Linked DNA regions of Homo sapiens: region 1 is linked to region 2. The links are chromatin contacts, found by Hi-C in ENCODE. All regions are on one chromosome and are shown on one strand. Each heading gives the region's core, a stretch centred on a gene start or an enhancer-like site at or near the end of the contact. The rest is flanking DNA. Distances are from core to core; before and after follow the strand shown. Region 1 holds the start of LINC01448 (long intergenic non-protein coding RNA 1448). Region 2 overlaps GLI3 (GLI family zinc finger 3).

What was found. Hi-C counts contacts between places; a loop is a spot of excess contacts on that map.
Region 1: a map of DLD1 shows a loop between it and region 2 (7-fold over the local background). The contact joins the promoter of LINC01448 here to the enhancer-like site in region 2. A Hi-C loop is called at or near these places in 3 of 168 maps with a recorded cell type or tissue (Caco-2, DLD1 and heart right ventricle) and 1 of 37 single-sample maps with no recorded cell type.

The regions. Positions count from the first base shown.
Region 1 is chr7:42,705,144-42,707,855 of GRCh38, forward strand. It overlaps LINC01448 (long intergenic non-protein coding RNA 1448), which reads right to left and starts at 1,304. Exons shown (of 3, transcript NR_110833.1): 1 at 1,088-1,304.
Region 2 is chr7:41,995,381-41,998,180 of GRCh38, forward strand. All of the region lies in intron 10 of GLI3 (GLI family zinc finger 3), which reads right to left. Among named protein-coding and RNA genes, the nearest start is that of GLI3, 240 kb to the right of the region's middle. Within about 2 kb of position 1,496, at least 4 of the 41 ENCODE cell types and tissues checked have a DNase peak (open chromatin) inside an H3K27ac peak, as active enhancers do.

The DNA of each region.
Region 1 (2,712 bases), core at 54-2,553, 710 kb after region 2:
AAATAAGTTCAAGTAATGAGTAAACTTTAAGGCAGCAATAATAATAATAAACAATAATATACAGTACTTACAAAATGCCATGCTCTGTTTCAAGGGCTTTATCTCTCTTGACTCATTTAATCTTAGCAACAAGTGCATGTGGAAGGATAATTGCCAGGAGTTCCTCAATAATGACAGAGGTTACTTCTGACGCCATTACAGCAACAACCACAGAAAGCAATAAGACAGCAAAAGGATTACCCGGCCCTCCAGACACCTGGCTTACACCATCACCATCCAGCTCTCTTCTCTGCATGGCCTGGTTCCAAATACTTCTTCCTCTGAGATTCCATTTCCTCCTCTGTATCCCTAAGATAATCTCATTACTAAAGGTAGCATAAATGGGTTTCTGTTCTTTGCAGCCTAACAATGTGAATTGACATAAAGCTCATTCACAGCCATATTGAGTATAGTTAGAGAAAAAAATTCAGAAATATAGGTCCATAGTTCAGCATATGCTCTGAGGTCATCAAAGTAAGCAGAACTCCCCAGAAGGAATATGAAAGAATTTTCAATCTGCATCGCCAGTGGAATTAAACAAATAATGTGCAATATATTCACATCAGTACTTTTGCCTTTTGCACAAAATCAACTAACTATGTATGCAACCATGTCTGATACTTAGCACTTCAGCAAATGTTTGAATAATGTTATCGAATAAGAAAGTGGATGTATGTGTGTGGGGACACAAATGTGTTATGTCCTATGGCCACCTGCACATGATACCAAGAACACTGTCAACATACATGTTATCTACAGATAGGGAAGAAATAACAAAGAGAAACAAAAAGCTCGTGAGGCTACTGTGTGATAGTAAACGCCAGGAAACCATGAACTATCTGTACAGGACACATTTGCCTTTGTACCCCAAGAAGTTAGCACAGTGCCTCGCACATAAAGAACTCTCAATTCTTCTGTAATTGAATGGAACTGAATTGATCTAGTTACTATGTATCCTTGCTTAATCTCCAGGTAGCCATGTGATTGCAATGAATACCATTAATGCTGATGAATTTTATTATCTTATGAAAGCATTAAACTTCTGTACCTGTTAAGATCAAACTTCTGAAATTTATTGTTGCAGGACTTTTCCTTAGTTCAGCTAAAGACTGGGTCCTTGTCCATCCCACAGCCACAAAAATTTAGGCTTACAGGCTGGGCGCGGTGGCTCACGCCTGTAATCCCAGCACTTTGGGAGGCCGAGGCGGGTGGATCACGAGGTCAGGAGATCGAGACCATCCTGGCTAACAAGGTGAAACCCCGTCTCTACTAAAAATACAAAAAATTAGCCGGGCGCGGTGGCGGGCGCCTGTAGTCCCAGCTACTCGGGAGGCTGAGGCAGGAGAATGGCGTGAACCCGGGAAGCAGAGCTTGCAGTGAGCCGAGATTGCGCCACTGCGGTCCGCAGTCCGGCCTGGGCGACAGAGCGAGACTCCGTCTCAAAAAAAAAAAAAAAAAAAAAAAAAAAAAAAAAATTTAGGCTTACAGATGGTTTGAAGAGTAAAGAAGGGTTTGAGTGAAAAGGAAGAAAAGGGGGACACAGAGACTCTCCGCGAGGCCAGAGTTCTCTGCTAGAGCGCTTCCTGCCTCACCGCTTGAATCCCACGCTACAGACAGGAAGAGGAGGGGCCAGACTCCTCCTCATTGCAAACTGCGGGAACTGCCGTAGCTCCACCCCAGTGCTCATTGCTCCGAGGGCGCAAGTCTGTTGGAGATTTTCTGGGCCCCCCCATCTGACTGTCTCTTTATTTCCGTAAGATGGCTTTGTTTATATCACACACACAAAAAATAAGAACATAAAGGAACCTTTGGAAAAGATTGTATGATGTGCTTGAATTTTTATTTTTTTAAATCGTAAGGTATTTTCTTACAGACAACTATAAAGAAACTTCAGCACCCACCAGCCTGCTTTATCAAAATAACATTGGTCTCTGTTAACTGTTTTTTAAATTTATTTTTATTGAACTCCAGATGCACAAAATCAGATTAATCAGAGTTCTTGGTTCTTGACACAATATGATCCTCGGCTCTTTCATGGCTTTCAATTAGTTATAGATTACTTTATTCATGTAGTCATTTTTTTATTTTGAATAATATGAGTACTCCTGAATCCACAATGCAATCCAAAAACTTAACACATTAACAATAACTAGGCTTCACCCTATCTTGTGTTCCTGCCTACCCCTTCGGGACAAACACTATCCTGATTTTTGTGTTTGTCACTTTCTTGGTTTTTAAAAAACATTTTATTATATATATACCACATATAAAAAATATCATATATATGATATATATATAATATATATATATATAGTCAATATGTTGTTTTCAACCGATACATTATTTTACTTGTTTTGACCTTCATTAAAAGCGTATCATGTTACACGAAGTCGTCTAACACGCGTTCCAGGGACTCAATATTACATTACTAAAATTCAACTGCGTGTTATATGTCTCTGGTCCACTCAATGCTGGCTTGTTCTGTTGTGAAGACTTGCCTCAATTTTGCATGATTTGGGGTTGTTTGCCATTTTTACCATTAGATAAACTACTGGTGAACATGCTCATAGGTATCTTTTGGTGTGCTGTGCAAGAGATTGTCCTGGGTGTACTTCTTATAGTGGAGTTTCTGGGCCATAGGATATATGAATAACTACCTTCCTAATAGACTGC
Region 2 (2,800 bases), core at 246-2,745:
TTGGCTCATGCCAACTCTTCTGCCTGGCCTGCTTGTCCGATGTCTTTCTACTTGGCTGCCTCCTCCTCACACCTCATCTCCCACAGGAGGGTTTTCCTGATGTTCAGAGGGGTTCAGAAGCTTACCTAATAGTGCACCATGAGTTTGTGGCATAGATAAGAACAAAATTCAGGGCTAAACTTTCTACCCACTATGTAGATGTAGCTGAGGAAAAAAGTGGCAATTTCAAGGTCTAAAAGTTTGCTCATTTGTGAGAGAGTCAAAGGCCTCGACAGAAGAGAACATTTCCCAAATGCCTTTTAATTAAATGCTACAGAAAATGCACAGAAGAGAAGGGGTGCTGTGTACCCATTAAAATAAATGAGATGAAGAAAAGAAAGAAGAAAGGCAAGAAGGGAGGGAGGGAGAAAACCGAAAGCATCCATGCAGACATGCAGACACAAACACACACAGTGTACTCCTGATACTCTGACTATACTTGATACATATTCCAAGATCCTAGACTCTGGGGCACTGTCAAAACCAGTAACCAACATTACAAGGGTTAAATTAGTTATCCTTGGTTGGCAATGGGTCTGACCTCTGCTAACTGGTGGTCTGGAAGGAGATACCAAATCTAAGTGAAAGTCCCCTTCAGTGTAAATGGTAAATTTGCTCTGTTTTGATCCCAGGGCCTGTGGTTCAACTCTCAGGAGGGATGTGTTAACACTTCATACAGTGGATGGAGAGAAAACTGCTGTTTTTAGAAAATTTATTTTTGGTGGCTAAATGCCTTTAAACTGTATGTTCATACATTTGTATAAACTATAATTCCCTCTTTATTTTGGTCTTGATCCATTCTTATTAAAATGAACTGGCTAATTTTCCTAAATTATTGTACCATTAAAAATTATTTGTTGGAACAATTATTTTTTTTTTCCTCGAGTCCACATTAGAGAAAAGGCCTCTCTCAGAGCCACGGCCAATCCACTTTCCCAGTGGTCTTCACTGAGCATCAGCAGTTCAAACATACCCAACCTGTACCTTTCAAATGCTCAACACAGAGAATTCCCCAAGGGTTAGTCAACCGCTGGCTCATATACAAAGAAAATACTGTATTTTGCTCTGAAGAGCTTTCTGAATCAATTTAAACACAGTGAGACAGACACAATATCCCAGAGAGAGGAAAACCTACCTTATTACATTCCTGACCCAAGAGAAAGGATTTGCCCTTAGGACATAAAAGGAATCTGAGGGGGTATGGGGAAAGAATTATCTAATCCTAAACGTAAAAACAGTTCATAATGCAGCATGACAATGCTTTTAATCGCTGACATAATTGTAATATGTATATATAATATGATACAAGGAAGGTAAATGCAGCTTGCTTTTCAGCCTTAAAGGCTCTCTTCAATATTCTACTTAAGGTCTTCTGGATTTTATGCATGCTTGGGGGAATTTTCAGGGGGAGGTAACGTGATATTATAAGGATTCTTTCTCAGTAAGATCACATCTTGTTCTGATTTGATTTGATGCATCTGTATGTGGCAAGTGTGGTAAAGTGAAACTAAGCTCTGTGAATGCAGTGTTTTACAATTCCTCCTTGATTTCCTGTGCAAGCCCATGTGGCCATAAAACAATGGGCAGAAGAATTGGGATTTTTATTTCTTCATATGGGAAAGCTGCTGGGAGAGACACTCCCGTAATCTCAGCTGTGAGTGGTGTGGGCGTTCACTGTTTTCCTTTCAGGGCTATATAAAATATATTTTTTAATGGGAGTTGAGTTTTTCCCCCAGATGTTTCCATACATGATATAATGTAAGCCTATGGTACCATCTCCCAGGAAGGAAAGGCATCCCTGAGTGATTGGTTGGAAGGCTGATAAAGAAACCTGACATTTTGAGAAGTCCAGCTTTTTTTTTTCTTCTTTAACATTATTTATGGAAAGAATTTTACAACACCCTTAAAAGTCACTATGTGGTGGCTGGACTTTACCAACTTTGCAGGCTGACATTTTTACACTAGGCATGGCTGGGACCTAGGAGTTTTGCAGTGTTCACATTTTACTAAAGTGAACGCTACTGACAATTCTGGCAGATGCCAATGATCATTCCAGAATACTGAGTATCAGATCCACTATTGCTCTTTGCGGTCATATGATTAGATGAGCAAAAGAAAAAAGTGTCCAAGTAATAGAAATTTAAAAATAAAGAGAGAAAGAGCTGGTGTTCTGGCTGGACGTTGTGTGTGTCCTAATTCTCCTGAACATCAAAATCCCTCAAATGATACCTTCTGCTTTGCTTTCTAGCTGGGTTTATTTTGCGTGAGCATGGCTTTGACCCCTTCTGGACTGCTTCCTGAGTAGAGGAACTGTATCACATTCATCCTGGTACCCCACAGGCCTTCACCCTGACTTCCACACGCAGGTGCTCAGGAACTGGTGCTTGGTGCAACATAAATATATAACTTGAACCAATAATCTGTTTCCTCATATTTCATTGTAGCTGCAGTTAAGCCGTTCACCAATCCAGATGCACTGAAAAGATTTTCTCAATTTAGCTCTAATATTGATGTTTTCTTGCTCTACGTCAGAGGAGGGAAGCTTCTGCTCTAGGGCAGAAGACATCTCCTATATGCCGGCTGCACACTTAAAATTTTTTAATTTAAATTTTAATTTATTTTTTGCAAAGGGCAAGAATTAGGAATTCTTTTTGGTTCACATGTTGTCATTAAGCTGGCTCCACCAGGTCATTCTAAGGTAATGCTTGGAAAGAGGCGGTAAAGGATGGAAATGGTCACTAGGGACTTAGAGGAGCCAGGG